Regions from separate parts of the Homo sapiens genome. Here region 2 is linked to region 1. A link is a loop called in an ENCODE intact Hi-C map of the cell type or tissue named here. Cell type or tissue: mammary epithelial cell. All regions are shown on one strand. Links, peaks and the distances in the headings refer to the core of each region. The heading gives the core; the rest is flanking DNA.

What was found. Hi-C counts contacts between places; a loop is a spot of excess contacts. Peaks named below come from ENCODE experiments on the same cell type or tissue, not always from the same donor. Only the 100,000 strongest peaks of a DNase experiment are listed, where the experiment ranks them.
Region 2: a loop joins it to region 1, with 14 times the contacts of the local background. A loop is called at or near these places in 6 of 110 quality-filtered maps.

What each region holds. Positions count from the first base shown.
Region 1 is chr4:96,030,876-96,039,228 of GRCh38, forward strand. No RefSeq gene overlaps it. Among named protein-coding and RNA genes, the nearest start is that of PDHA2, 190 kb to the left of the region's middle. In mammary epithelial cell, for the core only: a CTCF peak has its summit at 5,030 (motif pointing left); no DNase peak of the experiment used is centred there.
Region 2 is chr4:95,507,020-95,515,372 of GRCh38, forward strand. The region is part of intron 1 of UNC5C (unc-5 netrin receptor C); the gene reads right to left. Among named protein-coding and RNA genes, the nearest start is that of UNC5C, 38 kb to the right of the region's middle. In mammary epithelial cell, for the core only: a CTCF peak has its summit at 3,335 (motif pointing right); no DNase peak of the experiment used is centred there; H3K27ac peaks cover 585 bases.

The sequences.
Region 1 (8,353 bases), core at 242-8,241:
GGTCTAAGGTAATGAGATGCTTGTTCTTCTCATGCAGATCTGTGTTAAATCCTTCATTTTTGTAAAGCCTTTTCATAGAGGCCCACTGGACATGTAAGATGATGATATTTCAAAGCTGGAGAGGTAGCACTATTTCTAAATTGGGAATACATGCCTGGCTGCTTCAAATATTAATCATAAGGCAGCTATCGAATTGACAAGAAACTGAAAACTATTGTAATCCCAAACATGCTTTAAAAGAATAAATTAAAATATCAAATAAAAATAGTCCGGTAGACCTAGGTTTTGCTTTTTTCTATTTACTTATCTATTTTATATTAAGAAAGTCTACACATTATGGCAAATTATTTATTAGTCCTTTACATATTTTTTCCTTGATGATACCTCCATCCCCAAGCCAACAGAGTACATGTGTCACAATCTTGTACTTAGAGGATCATTGAATGGATCATAGTTGAACAATTTATTTGACTCATGATGGCCATTGTAAACTACAATGTGTTTGACAAGAAGCTTTCCATACATATGCTTTTCAAAGAGAAAGACAGATTTTGAAACACGTTAATATATTAGCTTTTCCAAGGTAATACATTTGGAGCGTTGTTGGGTTGGCTGACACAGCCCTGTATAGCCTGAGGGAGAACTGCAATGGCTGTTTTACTTTAAGATTTCATTAGATCTAAAATAGTTATATTTCAATTATGCCTCATAATAGTTCAAAGAATTTTGGAAATGCCATATAGTCTTACAACATAGGGAAAATAATCACATGTTAATTTTAGAAATTTAGGTGTCTTAACCATAATTGCTTTGTGGATAGAAAGTAGTATCATATCCAGTGCTGATACAATCAAAATGCTGTATTTAGTCTGCATGAAACTTTTCTTCTGGGAATTATGGAATGCTCTGTCCTATTTAACATAGCATATGGACATAGACTATACTATTATTGTAGTCTTCTTTTTCTATTAAAATGCTAATGAATAAAAAGGGATTTCATTTTTATTAAGGAGGTTAGAAGTACAAGTGTGGGAGAGTGAATTAAAAACAAACCTACTGGGAGAAGAGATAAGAATTCTAGACATCTGCGTGATTCTTTCTTCCACATATCAAATTCGGAATCATACATCCATAGGGAAGAGGAATACTAAAATACAAAAGAAAACTGAACCCAAACTTATGAAAGAATAGCAGGTCACACCAAAAGGGTTCAATGAAAGCAAAGAATTTTCTTATTTTATTCATAAACAATGTAGATATTCATAAAACCCAGAGACACACATAGTGTGTCTTTTGTACTTTTTGTCAAAGTATAAAGACTTTTGAATTAGCTTTTGTACTTTTTGTCATTTTCTTATTTCTTTAAGAAACATGTAATAATACCGTCACGTTATTATTCTGGGCTTTTCTCGTCATGCTCCTGCTTTTTTCTTGCTGACTTGCCTTTGCCTAATTCAATATACATTATTCCCTCCTTCTACTTGCAAAACGTTTTGTGAATCTGATCCCACCCTAATCCATATCCCAAATCCATACTTCCCTTCCAGATTTCAGCTCTGTTCAAGCATTGCTATTATATAGCTATTCAGATGGATAAATTAGGTATCCAGAAAAGCCTACAGGTTACTTCACTTTTTAAAATTGTTGTCACAAGGTTAGAAACTAGCACTTTTCCTAAAAATAAAAATGCTTTTGTGCTGACATTCAGCTGAGTTATTTGAGAGACTTCGTTTTTTATGATAATCATGAACAAAGGTGAAGAACCTAAGAGAAACTGTGCTATTCATCCTGGTCCTAGAGCGACAGGAAAAAAAGATTTTGCAAAGTTAAATGTCTCTAAAAGCCGGTTGCACAGGGTTTCTATTTCATAGCTACATACTTATAATCATTATTGCTATTATTAATTTTATTTTAAGTTCTGGGATACATGTGCTGAACGTGCATGTTTGTTACATAGGTATACATGTGCCATGGTGGTTTGCTGTACCCATCAAGCTGTCATCTAGGTTTTAAGCCCTGCTTGCATTAGGTATTTGTCCTAATGCTCTCCCTTCCTTTGCCCCCCATCCCCCGACAGGCCCCTGTGTGGGATGTTCCTCTCCCTGTGTCCATGCGTCCCCATTGTTCAACTCCCACTTATGAATTAGAACATGCGGTGTTTGGTTTTTTGTTCCTGTGTTAGTTTGCTGAAAATGATGGTGTCCAGCTTCCTCCATGTCCCTGCGAAGGACATGAACTCATTCTTTTCTATGGCTGCATTATAATCATTATTAAGCAATAACAATTCTGAGAAAAAGCAAACAAGAACTTTTTATATTTAAAATTCCTACATAAATGTAATGTTACTTTCAAGACTTAAAACTCTTTAGCTTTAATTATTCATTTACCCTGGAAATTAAGGTTTTTAAAACAAAAATACATAAGCTTAATATCCAAATAGATTTTAACACGGATGGCCTACACATTTAAAATATACTGCCCAAGGTAATTTATAGATTCAATACCATCCCCATCAAGCTACCAATGACTTTCTTCACAGAATTGGATAATATTACTTTAAAGTTCATATGGAACCAAAAAAGAGCCCGCATCACCAAGTCAATTCTAAGCCAAAAGAACAAAGCTGGAGGCATCACACTACCTGCCTTCAAACTATACTACAAGGCTACAGTAACCAAAACAGCATGGTACTGGTACCAAAACAGAGATATAGACCAATGGAACAGAACAGAGCCCTCAGAAATAATGCCACATAGCTACAACTATCTGATCTTTGACAAACCTGACAAAAACAAGAAATGGGGAAAGGATTCCCTGTTTAATAAATGGTGCTGGGAAAACTGGCTAGCCATATGTAGAAAGCTGAAACTCAATCCCTTCCTTACACCTTATACAAACAGTAATTCAAGATGGATTAAAGACTTACGTGTTAGACCTAAAACCATAAAAACCCTAGAAGAAAACCTAGGCAATACCATTCAGGACATAGGCATGGGCAAGGACTTCATGTCTAAAACACAAAAAGCAATGGCAACAAAAGCCAGAATTGACAAATGGGATCTAATTAAACTAAAGAGCTTCTGCACAGCAAAAGAAACTACCATCAGAGTGAACAGGCAACCTACAGAATGGGAGAAAATTTTCGCAACCTACTCATCTGACAAAGGGCTAATATCCAGAATCTACAATGAACTCAAACAAATTTACAAGAAAAAAACAAACAACCCCATCAAAAAGTGGGCAAAGGATATGAACAGACACTTCTCAAAAGAAGACATTTATGTAGCCAAAAAACACATGAAAAAATGCTCATCATCACTGGCCATCAGAGAAATGCAAATCAAAACCACAATGAGATACCATCTCACACCAGTTAGAATGTCGATCATTAAAAAGTCAGGAAACAACAGGTGCTGGAGAGGATGTGGAGAAATAGGAACAGTTTCACACTGTTGGTGGGACTGTAAACTAGTTCAACCATTGTGGAAGTTGGTGTGGCGATTCCTCAGAGATCTAGAACTAGAAATACCATTTGACCCAGCCATCCCATTACTGGGTATATGCCCAAAGGATTATAAATCATGCTGCTATAAAGACACATGCACACGTGTGTTTATAGCGGCACTATTCACAATAGCAAAGATTTGGAACCAACCCAAATGTCCAACAATGATAGACTGGATTAAGAAAATGTGGCACATATACACCATGGAATACTATGCAGCTATAAAAAATGATGAGTTCATGTCCTTTGTAGGGACATGGATGAAACTGGAAACCATCATTCTCAGCAAACTATCGCAAGGACAAAAAACCAAACACCGCATATTCTCACTCATAGGTGGGAATTGAACAATGAGAACACAGGGACACAGGAAGGGGAACATCATACACCAGGGCCTGTTGTGGGGTGGGGAGAAGGGGGAGGGATAGCATTAGGAGATATACCTAATGCTAAATGACGAGTTAATGGGTGCAGCACACCAACATGGTACATGTATACATATGCAACAAACCTGCACGTTGTGTACATATACCCTAAAAGTTAAAGTATAATAATAATAAAATAAAATAAAATAAAATAAAATGTCTAAAATAAGAAAATCTCTTTTTTCTCCCAACTATTTTATCTCATATTCACTGTCTTAGTAAACAATAATGTAGATTCATTCCAATTCACATACAAGAAAATTGAGAACCATCTTATATAAATCCTTCCTACCCAATAGCTAACTATTTAGCAAATCTCTTTTACCTTCAAATGCTTTCTGTTACTTCCTATTTCCACTGCTACTTTCTTACTGAGAAATCATCCATAATTCATCCTGCTGCCAAAGAGACCTCTCTAAAATTCAAGTCTAGTCTTTACCTTCTGAGTGCTGGAGAAGACGACATCGCCTACCACCATGACATCTGAAGTGTTTTTATATTTAACTACTTAATCTCCCAATAACCATTTTCCACAGGTCTAATGCTTTATATTTCACTTGCACTTCAGGAAATCTGAGTTTTTTCAAGTTTCCTATACATTATATTCCTTTTACACTTTCACAATTTTCACACTATTTGTTACTTCTTTCTGGAATGTTTTTCTATTCTTCCTACTTAAGGAATTTTTTTTTTTAAAGTACGTTCACACTCCAACTTAGGCATTGCATTGCTTAGAAAATCTTTGCAGATAATACCTCCACAGGCCAATCCACATATCCTCTACCTTACCTCTGTAAAATGTATATGTGCTTATTTTTGCATTTATCACCAAGACACAAAAACAGTCATATCAGCCTCCCCAACTAAGCTATGAGTTCCTGAAAGAACATCACATTTCTTTCTTTGCAATAAAACAAGGTTTATGGATGGAATAAATAAAAAAATACAAAGGAAAATATGATTCACATGATAGGAGTAGGTAAATGTTAGTGTATTGAAAAATGAAGAATGGCAGAATGATAGCATCTTAGGATAGAATAAGGAACAATAGTTATTGAGGGCTCAGTACAGTTTAAAACATTATGCTGCCCCCTATGGGTTGTAACCATTCTGTGAGTTGTGTGTAATAAGGAGCCCATCTGCTTATTGTGGACTTGGTTAAGGTAAGTAAATTCCTTTCTTATATCCTAGGATACCTTCCTATAGTGATTAGGGTAGAAAGGCCCATAGTTAATGGACCATTCAAGAGTTTCTGACTCAGATGAACTTGACCATTGTATAAAGACTTCCTATCTTAAGTGCTGTCTCAGATTTTATCTCAGTTCCAGCTAATTTGACTTTTTGTGTTCTCTTGTAATGAGATAACAGTCTTGCTCTCCATTTTAATTTTATTGAATATTGAATTCTTATTTTTTATAGACTTTTTGGCTGGTTTAATAGATGGCAGATATATTTTAATATTTATCCTATTTAGAAGTAATTAGGAAACATAGCACTTATCTATAGGTAAATATCAAATTAAATGGAATAGTCATTCAAATGAGAGCATTCACATGTATTCACTTATATTTAAAAAGTTATAAGCTATTATAATAGGAAATTTAAAAGGGATAATTATTGATACTTTTAATGTAACAATCTGATTGTAGAAGAACCATGCTTGATATATAAGGTTTTTTTTCTCTTTCTCATCAGATTTGGTTTTAGAATTAAATTTGTGAGTGACTTAGGATTGTAATGTAATATAATATTAACTGAACTAAAATGACAATTTCCAGACTGTACTTTAGGTAGCCAGGTATACAGAGACTTGTAGTTCAAATACATTTTACCTTTGCCTAATATATGCAGTGGGGCTTAGAGGAAAGAAAGAGGGAGAAAGAGAGACAGAGAACAAAAGCTAAATAATCAGTGTTGCAATATGATGGTTAACAGTTATGATGTTTATGGAAGAGATTAGTAGTTAAATCAGTAGACTGAGTAAAGAAAATCATTCCTCACCAATGTGGGTGGGTGTCGTCCAATATGAGAGGGCTCCAACATGGAGGAAGGGCAAATTCTCTTCTTGAGCTGGAACCTTCATCTCCTGCCCTCAGACATCAGATCTCCTGGTTCTCTGGCCTTTGGACTCCAGTACTTACACCAGTGGCTCCTCCTCCACCCCCGTACCCCATCACTCCAGTTTTTAGGCTGTTGGACTAGGAACAAAGTACACCACTGGCTTTCCTGGATCTCCAGCTTGCACATGGTATATTGTGGGAATTTCCAGCCTTCATAATCACGTGAGCCAATTCCCACAATAACTCTTCTCTAATATATATTTATATCTCCTATTGATTCTCTGGAGAATCCCAAGTAATACAAGAGTGAAAACACAGAAGCCAGACTGTCCACATGTTAGTCTCATCTTTAGCCCTTACACTCACTGAATTTAGGAAAGTCATATAGCTTCTCTATACCTCAGTTTCCTTTTTTGTAAAATTTAGATTACATAACAATTCATACCCTATAGGATACTTTTATGGTTCAAGTGAGTAAACAGGTGTAAAGCAGTTATAAGAGTGTCTGGAAATAATAAATCCTATATACATGTTAGGTATTATTATTATTTTTAAATGAAGAACTGTATTTTGTATTTTTAATACTTTTCTCTCCACCCGATTTAAAAAAAAGATTTAAAAATATGCTTAATCAAGAAGTGTACTTTAAATTAGCAGAAAAATCAATGTTTTTAGAAAAATGCCCTTTCACATCCTCAAAGTGTTTCAGGCTCTCCAAAACCTTTGACAGACATATTATACATTTTTTCACTGATTCATTTATTTATTCATTTATTCACAAATATTTGTTGAGTACTTACTATGTGCCAGACACTGTTCTAACCAGGAGAGATAGAGTGGTGAATAAAAACACATACATGTATGCCTCCCTGCCCTGTAAAGCCTTCAATAAAATATTTCTCATTGTCTAATACATTCAATAAAATAGCTAAACTCAGACAATAAACTATAGATGAATCACCTTTATATTGTTTCATATCATAAGGAAGTGAAAGAATATTCCAGACAATGGTCATTTCCCATTCAAGCTTTGTGGTGGGAGTGGTTAAGGTCAGTTATCCAGGAAAGAGCAATGAGGAGAATGTGTCTGGACCTGGGTGAGAGAGTGAGAGAGCACTCGGTGATGATGCCAAGGGGTGAAACACCATCATGTATATCTTATAGGCCATGGCAATGGTATCGTTTCTATTCTGAGATAGGAGGTTATGAGAAGAGGAATGCCAGGATCAGACTGACAATTTAAGAGAATCACTATGCTTAAGTATAGACTATGGTGAGAAGAGAATAGGGTAAGTGTTTCAGAGCAATTCTGAGTGAGAAAAATAACTTACTGCAAAGTGAATGGACTAGAGGAAGAGTTCAGAATCAGTGGGGTACCAGGTACTCCAAGAAGAGCATCCAACAATTCATATGTACACATAGCACTGTCAGTTTGGTCTTAATTTAGCTCTAATAAAATATGCAGCATGAATAATGAATATGGATGCATGGATTTTAATAAAATCTATATTCTTTAAGTGCATAGTGATCTAATAGAGAGTTTTATATCATTATGAATTGTCTTAATCAGTAGATTCTAAGAGAACAACTACTACAACGTAAGGGGCCTATAATTTTTCATTATTAAGTTTATGCTATTAAAAATTGGAAGCTCCTGTACTAAATAAGAGATCTTAAACTCTAGGTAAATTTTTTCCTCCGTTTCAAAAGAAAGACATGAAAAGTAGCCAAATTTCTAAAGTAAGTCAGCAGACTGGCCAATATTGCCATATTTCTTGCTGTCTCCAAACTCTGTCCTAGGTGCTTCTCATGGCAGAAATTGAAGTTGACAATGTAGGGGCAGGAACACCCACAAGAATACTGAGGATTCTGGCTCAGCCATTACTGCTGTGGGATCCCATTTTCTTAAATTTCAAGATCTGGAGGTCTTCAGGCACTAAATGTCTTGAATTTTCCCAAAGCAATACAATATTTCCATTTAAAATATATCCTATATCTCATCCTCCACATCTGTTTATAGTGATACACAAATAGGAGGAAATAATTTAAATCAAACCTATACACACCTAAATGATTTTACATGGACATAGAAAAATTTCATTGTCACTGGTTGTCCAAACCACATTTTGGAATTAATAATGAGATTTTAGAATTAAATTTTTTTTTAATTGGTGCTCTGTTTATTACCTTCCAGAATTGTCAGAAAGTTAGCATAATGATAATAAACAGCACTAAACAAGTAGCGTTACTTTTCTCAGTTTGATAAAAATTTGCTAGAAGATTGACATAATTTGTTAAATTCACAAGCAAAAATGGTCAATCTCTTTATTATTTATACATAAATATATAGACATAAGTATAGG
Region 2 (8,353 bases), core at 288-8,287, 520 kb before region 1:
TTGCACTTAAATCACCTGAAAATCATTACAATTTTAGAAGCAGAGTAGGAAGTCAACAAACGTCCAGGAATTTGATAAATGTGTTGCATTCTTCAGTTTTCCAAGTTTTTACTCTCATGAATTTGAAACTATCAAACATACTTTTTTAAATGATGGGAGAATAATCATTTTCAATTCTTCTTTAATATAATATCATACCAAGTAAATTAATCAGCAGATACAAAGGAAAGTGTTTATCTATTTAAACTGACCAGAAAAAATGAGCTAATGAGGCACCATTAGATAATTAGGATAGATAAACGACAGCTGCTAACTCTGGAATGACTCACTGAATTCTTTTTAACAACATCTAAACAGTCCAAACCAATGAGATGGTTTAACTGCCACCCCTCTTCCTGGTTCTCTTTTTTGTCCTTTTTTACAGTGTTGCATGTCATCATTTTAAGGATATTTGTCTACATGGCTCTGCAACATTACAATTTCCTTTTTAAAATATTAGTTTCCTCTCTGATTTTTCTTCCTCTACACACTTGTAGCACTTAGCGGATCCCAAGACCCATTCTCTAGCCTCAGCTCTTCCTGTCTCATCCTTGTCCTGAAAAAATTCGTAGCCTCCCCTGATCACAACCATCATGTTGGTGCTGAAGACTCCAAGTCTCTATGTATAGCCATTTATTCCTCTCGATATAGAGTCACATAATTCTAGTATGCTGACATCATTTCCAACTAAAGATCTTCAAAACTCAGACTCATCGTCTTCCCCTATGACTGTTTCTTCTGTATGAGTTCCTCAGTTTTGTCAGTGGTATCATAATTTCTCTGTCATCTTGTTGTTAATGCTACCATCAGCTAAAACGCATACAGGGAACTCCACTTCCCTGGATCAATGTGAAGCCATGAATTAAGTCAAATGTTTAGTATCAATGTTACCTTCTTTGAATCTCTAAACCTCACCCTTTTCTTTCCATTCCTCTTGGCATCCCATTAAACACTTTAGGATCTCACACTTGGTTTATTGGAAAAGCCTCCTGACCAACCAATTTTTCTTCCAGTCTTCTGCTTCTTGGATCCATCCTTCATATGGTTCCAGATTAATCTCCCTATACAGGATACTCTTTATACCATAGAATAGGGTTTAAAGGCAACAATTCTGGAATTACACTGCTTAGGGATCTACACATGCCAGCTCCAACATCCACTAGGCTATAGACCCTGGGAAAGTTAATTGACATTTTGTTCCGTTATTCTCTACCTACACCAAAGGACTGTTGAGAGAAATAAATGAGTTAATACAGGGAAAGCACTTAGAAAAGCTTCTAAGACAAGTGCTTAATAAATGATGGACATTATCATCTATTTTATTAAAAACTTGTAATGGCTTCTTGTACATTATATGATAAAGCCTAAATCCCTTAACCTGGCAATTAGACTCTGTACAATCTGATCTTGTTATTGGCTCAAATTCAATAAACAGTATTTGTCAATATGAATTCTCTGCTCCAGACAGGCTGAACTAAAAAAAATGCCCTTTGAAATTATGTTTTTATTCATGCTGTGACTCATTATGTCCCTCTTTCTTTGATGTGTTTTCGTTTCTCTCCATTTTTACTGTTACTCATTTTTCAGTGACTTACTCAAGTCTAGTTTGTTCCCAAAAAGGAAAAAACCAGATCAGCATTTGGTATTGGTCAAAGTTTCTAGAAAAAGGAATCCTCAAATAACTTGAGAATGAGCTGTATGTTATAACCCATCTTGGAGATTAATATTACACATTAATTTTAATGGGCCTTGAGATGTCCTACAGTAAAGAATATTTTTAATATAGTATCCCAAATTTATTGGAGGAGTAAACATCTTCTTTCTTCCAGAAACTATTAGAAATCTAGACATGAATATTCTAGATTCAGGAAGAGAACTGAAAATCATTTTAATTTTGAAACTGGTGTTACAGTCACAATTTCCTATGGAAATGATATGTAGCATTCCTACATAATGCTGAATTTCAAAAATGAGTTTAAGTAAATCTGGGAGAATTGAGTGAAAAGCTTAATTTTCTAACAAGTAGGAATTTTGACATATATAAGTGGAATACCAAAAATAAAAAATATTTAATAACATCTGATTAAGTTTATTCTCGATTATTATCACAATTAAAAACTTTGAAGCCCAGAGAAAATTTTTTTGTAGTTTTTTTCTAGTAACCATACATTTTTTTGCAGTCTGTACCTATACTTTTCAATATAACTATTAATGTTATATCTGATGATAGTAAGTCAGAGTATAGTGCAATACAGACTAAAGTTTTGATTCCTCACAGAATCTTAGTCTATAATTCTATGCTCCTTTGCACATATTTCAGCCCTCAACTCCTAATTTCTAGGCCCTGAATTGTAGCTAGAAAAATTCCACCTTTATTTCTATTATATAAATCATAAACTAAAATAAAGAAAGATGCTAAAATCAACAAATAAGATGAAGAAATTTAATAAAAAATCTGAAGCTTGACATCCATTCTTTTACATAACTGATTAAATGCCTGTTGCTTAAAATATTATTTAAAATGTGTGTACCCTGTTATTAATTCATTTAAAAATAACTGCAACTACCTAGACTGAACACAATTACTAGATAATTAGTGAATTCTTGAGAGAAAAATACATTTCGTGAAATGTGTTTATGTATGTTCATTTAATTGTATTCTCAGTATATTATTATATTTGATGTTAGAGTAGCAGGCCATTTTAATTCAAATAATTATTTGCATAATAGTAATCAAATATAAACAATATAAATAACATGAAAAGGTAAGTATTAATCAGCCACACTAGTATATAAATTGTCAGTAGTTTCCTAAGTAGCCATAATTAGAACATTCCAAAAGAAGAGTGCGTTTGCGTTTCACGTCGATAATTACAATATTGTTAGATAGATTCTGTTTTCCATCTGTGAAACACTTGACATGTAATAGAAGACAGGAAAAACAATTTAAAGTCCTCTCCGTATTTTACGTAAGGCACAGAAATTGGAAGTATAACTAAAAAACAATAATATATGGCTTAAAATATCAATGTCATATATTAAATATTTTCATTTTTCTAAAAGGTAAAGTCCTTTTATTTCTAGTTTTCCAAATTCTCTTTGATGTTTCACCATAAAATTTTAAAATGGACAAAAGAAAGCTTTATTAGACATATGTTTATTAAAAATGAAAATTATTTTACCATCCATTTGTAAATATTTTACTATAAATACTTTACTATTATCAAGTAAATATTTATCTTTCAAAGGCCAGGATTAAAGTTCGCTAAAACAGACCACTAGAGGGCAAGCCACACTCTGCTCTCAGTTATAAATACGTGAATGACTATAGCTGCCTTAAAAACACTAGCTATAGCTAATAATCATTCTTTTTTTCCTTAATTTTTTATTCAAAACTATTTTTTCAGTGCCCACTGTGTACCAGCCACTGAGAATACAGAATTAAAGCAAGTCATATACATATATCTCTGTACTAGTTCTCTCTTCATATACACATAGGCATATAGATTTGAAAATGGTTTTAATACATTCCTTTAATGTTATTTAGTCCTTCAGAATTTATTATCTTTAAATTTTTACCTTAAGGGTAGTGTGCTGTAGAAAAATCAAATAACCAGACTTTCCCAGGCAAGTTGTCATACAGTAACTTGGACATCTCTGACACTGAAAATCAAGGAACATCTTTTGGTATAAAGTACATTAATGAATGTTATATAATCTCCATAGAATGGGAGTTTAATAAAAGCCTGTGGAATATTCTTCAACACTGTCCGAAATTTGCCTCGGCATTTTCCTAACTTGGTTTGTCCCTTCTTTTACTGGGCAGAACAGGATCCACATATGAAGAAAAAAGTGGTTGAGTTGTTGTCAGAGACAATTAAAGTCTTCTTCAGGTCCCCATTAGCTAGTGCCCTGAGAAACGGGTGGAATGATTTCATAATTTCTGTTGAATATAAAAGGACACTGATACCCTGGGGATATTGATTCAGAAAGACAGAAAGAATAGCTGGGAAGCTCTTTCAGTGATAGAGAAGTTAATGATTTTGTGATTCATCCAAGAGAAATGCCTTACAACCTTTGATAATGGCAAGGCAGATAGTGCCACTGCTGACCTTGTCAAATTAGCAGAAGCTAATAATATCAGGGCAGAAGACAAACCTAAGCACCACAAAGGAGAGTTTAGCAACACTTGCATATTTTTAATTGTATTTGTCGGGGGGTTCTTTAACAAAAGATTGCTTTTGTTAATATCGGGTTAATATCAGGATCAAAGTGTTAATATCAGGATCAAAGTGTTTTCTGACGTCAACATTTTTATGGCAGGCTAGACATAATAGAAATGCTCTGCTGAATTATTAGGAAAAATGGAAGCTGCCTCTCCTCCACATGCCATTAGTATTAAAAGTGTTAAATGTCCAACATAATTAAATTACATGGAGGAAAACAATGAACACCAAGATACAGAAATTGATAGAGAAATGTTGAACCACCAGAACACAATCCACATCTCTTCACTTAGTAGGTACACTGATTCATTCCTTCAGCAGATACTTGCATAACCTCTATTTAGGTTTCATGGATACAACAGTAACCAGATCTGCTCTCAACGCAGCTTTCATTTTAGCTAGGTCCCCTGCTAGATGCATAGGAGATAAAGCTGATCAACACTCCCTTCCCTTGAAGGGTTTTCTCGTACATGTGGGAGAAAGATGTCGACATTCAGACCAATGCAATGGAAAAAAAAATCAATACAAATTTAAATATGTACCAATTACTGTGGAAATGAAGAGGTGGAAGTTTTCTTCTGAGGAAGTTGGGGAAGGGGCTACATTCTGGGTATTGTCTGGAAGAAGATTCAAGGGAAGAAGGTTGCTTTGTTCAGATCATCTTGTTTTGGCAGAAACTTGAAGGGTATGTGACTACTTGTTAGATGCGAAGGAAGTAGCATATCAGACACTGGGCACCAAGTGCTGGGAGAACATGGCACTGTAAGTGGAATATGGAAATGAAAATGGGTCTGGAGAAGGAGGCAGGAGGCAGGAGCGAGAAGGTGGAGGACCTGGCATGCCCCATTCCTACAGGGAACTGTGATTTCCTTTAAGTTGGCGATAGGAAACATTTAAAGGTTCAAGCTGGAACTTGATGAGGGAACACACGAAAATTGTGCAAAAATAAAGTAAAAAATCATTACTTTTGTATTTTACATACATATTCATACACACAGGCACACCACTCTGATGAAGGTATGAGAAGTGGATTGGAGTAAGGCAATTATTCTTAGGCTTACAGATCATCGGGATTTTTACAAAGAAACTGGATGGACTATTTTCAACCAAACAATAAGAATTCCTCACTCACAGCTAATAATTGTTTAACCCTCTTCTCCCAGAACGATGTGTTATGGGAAACCAGGCATGGTTCTGAAAAGAGAGTTCATGTATAAAATAAAGCAATGAGAGGCCTTCACCTTTCATTCTGCCAATCTTTGGGCATTCAAGTTACCCCAGGGAGGAGAGTTTCATATGAATAACTAAATGACTTAAGTGCATTTAAATTGATATCAATTTTACATAACAAAATCTCCTAAAATTTACCATCTCTGACATTTCAATGGGGTTCAAAGATTTATTATATGCAATTATATGTTTTGTTAATAGCTGTGATAAATTAGATTTTCAACATTTTTATGCCAGGTTTATGGAGACAAGTTTATATGTTTGTTACTACTAAGCAAAAGTAATTTTTTTATTTTTAAAAGTTTGTTTAATTGATAAGAAACTAAAACAAAAATTAATTTCCAGGTAATGAAAATTATTAATCAGAAGTATTAATCCAGTAATGTAGTAAATATTTTTAAGGACACAAAAATACTTGATAAATTAATTAATTTACATTACAGATGCTCTGCATCTACGTGCATTACCGCCTGCAAAGATGTCCTTCAACAACAACAACAAAAATTTTCTTGGTAGCAGTTAGCATCACAACCTCCACAAGTGGTTTGACAAATCTAGGTCTCGTCATGGTTGCTAAATATGTAAATCATACTGAATGACCGAGGCTAAAAGCAAAGTGACAGTTGACTGTGACTGCCATTAACCATGGATTACATCCCGGCATGTAATGCAATTATATGGCAGGAAACAACTAATGTGGGCTGCTCTGGTGGGAGAAGGGAGAAAATATTGAATTTTTCTTTGTAATCTATTTACATCTTGCAATGGGAGCATTAGTCAGATTAAGGTTCAGAATGCCAGGCGCACACCAGCCCAGTGTGCTAAGTGGTGCCTTCATTCCTAATGTGATAAGAAGGTAATGGTTGGATAAACAAATACATTCTAATATACATTGCTTCCACTGATGTAGACTGAAATCTTTTAGAAACATAAAGATCTGTCAGCATTATTAAGTATGACCTCTACTTTTCCTTTCCCCTCATTAATAGACAAATTTTGCTGAAATTTTCTTAGTAAATCATATTAATTTCCTCACAAAATTCAAGCTTAATATATATTATCAAGACACATGAAGACAACACATTAAAATGTAAATTTCAATTATTTTATTTGTATTGCTGAATATATAGACATACATAGATAGATCACATCAAATTTAAGAGAGAAACAGGTGAAGGAGGGGCAGGCATTAACGCAACAGCTTTAGAGCAGGCTGGCAAAAGCCTTTTGAATATTCTGGGAGTTTGAAATATTCAAACTTCGATATATTTTTCTTGGACGCTCATGTATTGTCAACCATCATGACAAGTCTCTTAAATGTATGTCTAACTTATTTGGGAAATTCATTTGTTTTGCGAATACATAGATTTTAATTTTAGAGCTCATAAATTGCTTAACCTAACTTTCTTTTAAACTTTAAAGCCCATCACTTGAATAATTTGGGGTTATATAAAATATGTGCTACCCCATGATCTGGGCAGATGGTATACTTCAGAATCAATATCAAATTCGCTAAATTAGCCATAAATAAACTCCCTGTTTCTCAAAGAAGCTTTCTGAGAATAACCAGTGTTGTCATTTCCACAGTAACATTTTCCTCATTTTTCCATCGTCTCATTCCACAGAACATGTTCATACAAGATAATTGTTCAAAAATTGTCAATAGTAAATAACAACCCAGTATCAAATCTGTTATAGATAAGCTTGACTGGTTAAGGAATAGTAACAAAATTTGTATTTATATTTAAATGTCTATATTCAGTTTGTGCATATAAATTAAGGGAAGACCAGAAATAATCTAGGCTCCTTAATTAGGTATAAATATAAAGTAAGTTCAGATATTTCAGAGATGTGGGTGAACTTGGTATGCTTTGACCAATTTACAAAATTTTATAGTTCTATTGGCCTTAATTCTTTGAACTCTCTTAGAGGTTAAATCATCTCTGAGACGCCTTCTTTGGCAATCTCCACCAGTTATTATATACTTCTATAATTTACTGTATCTTTCCTTCAAGGTACTTATCACAATTACAATTAAATTCCTTTCTATATATCTCTTTAGTGTTTATCTCTTACATTAGCCTGTGTGTTCTATAAGAGCAGCAATATAAATATATTTATTTATTTATTTTATATATATATATACATATATACACATATATATATATTTTTCCTTGAGATGGAGTCTTGCTCTGTCATCCAGGCTGGTGTGCAATGGCGAGATCTTGGCTCACTGCAACCTCTGCCTCCTGGGTTCAAGCCATTCTCCTGCCTCAGCCTCCCAAGTAGCTGGGATTATAGGTGGGTGCCACCATGCCTGGCTAATTTTTTGTATTTTTGGTAGAGACGGGGTTTCACCATGTTGGCCAGACTGGTCTTGAACTCCTGACCTTGTGATCCACCTGCCTCAGCCTCCCAAAGTGCTGGGATTACAGCCATGAGCCACCATGCCTGGCCCTAAATGAGGAGATATTTAAATGGTGATATATTCCTTGATATTTCTCCATCTCCATAATGAAAGATCTTAAATATATCTAATTTGCAAAGGACTATATTATTTATAACACTTAAATGACAGGAAATTAATCAACTGTTTTACACATACTTTATATATGTAACATGGAAAGCTAACAATGATTAGAAATAGCATCAAGAATATCTCACTTCTTATACAATATATGCTTCTAGTAGTATATATGTAATTAATTTAATAATTGTAATTTATTTCTTAATTATAGTACATGCTGCTTTCACATGTATCTTCTCAAATAATTGCTAGAGTCTTTGGGTAAGGTGTTACTGCCTCTGTTTCACAGATGGACAAACTGAGGCTCAGAATGTTAAGGGTTTGCCCAAAT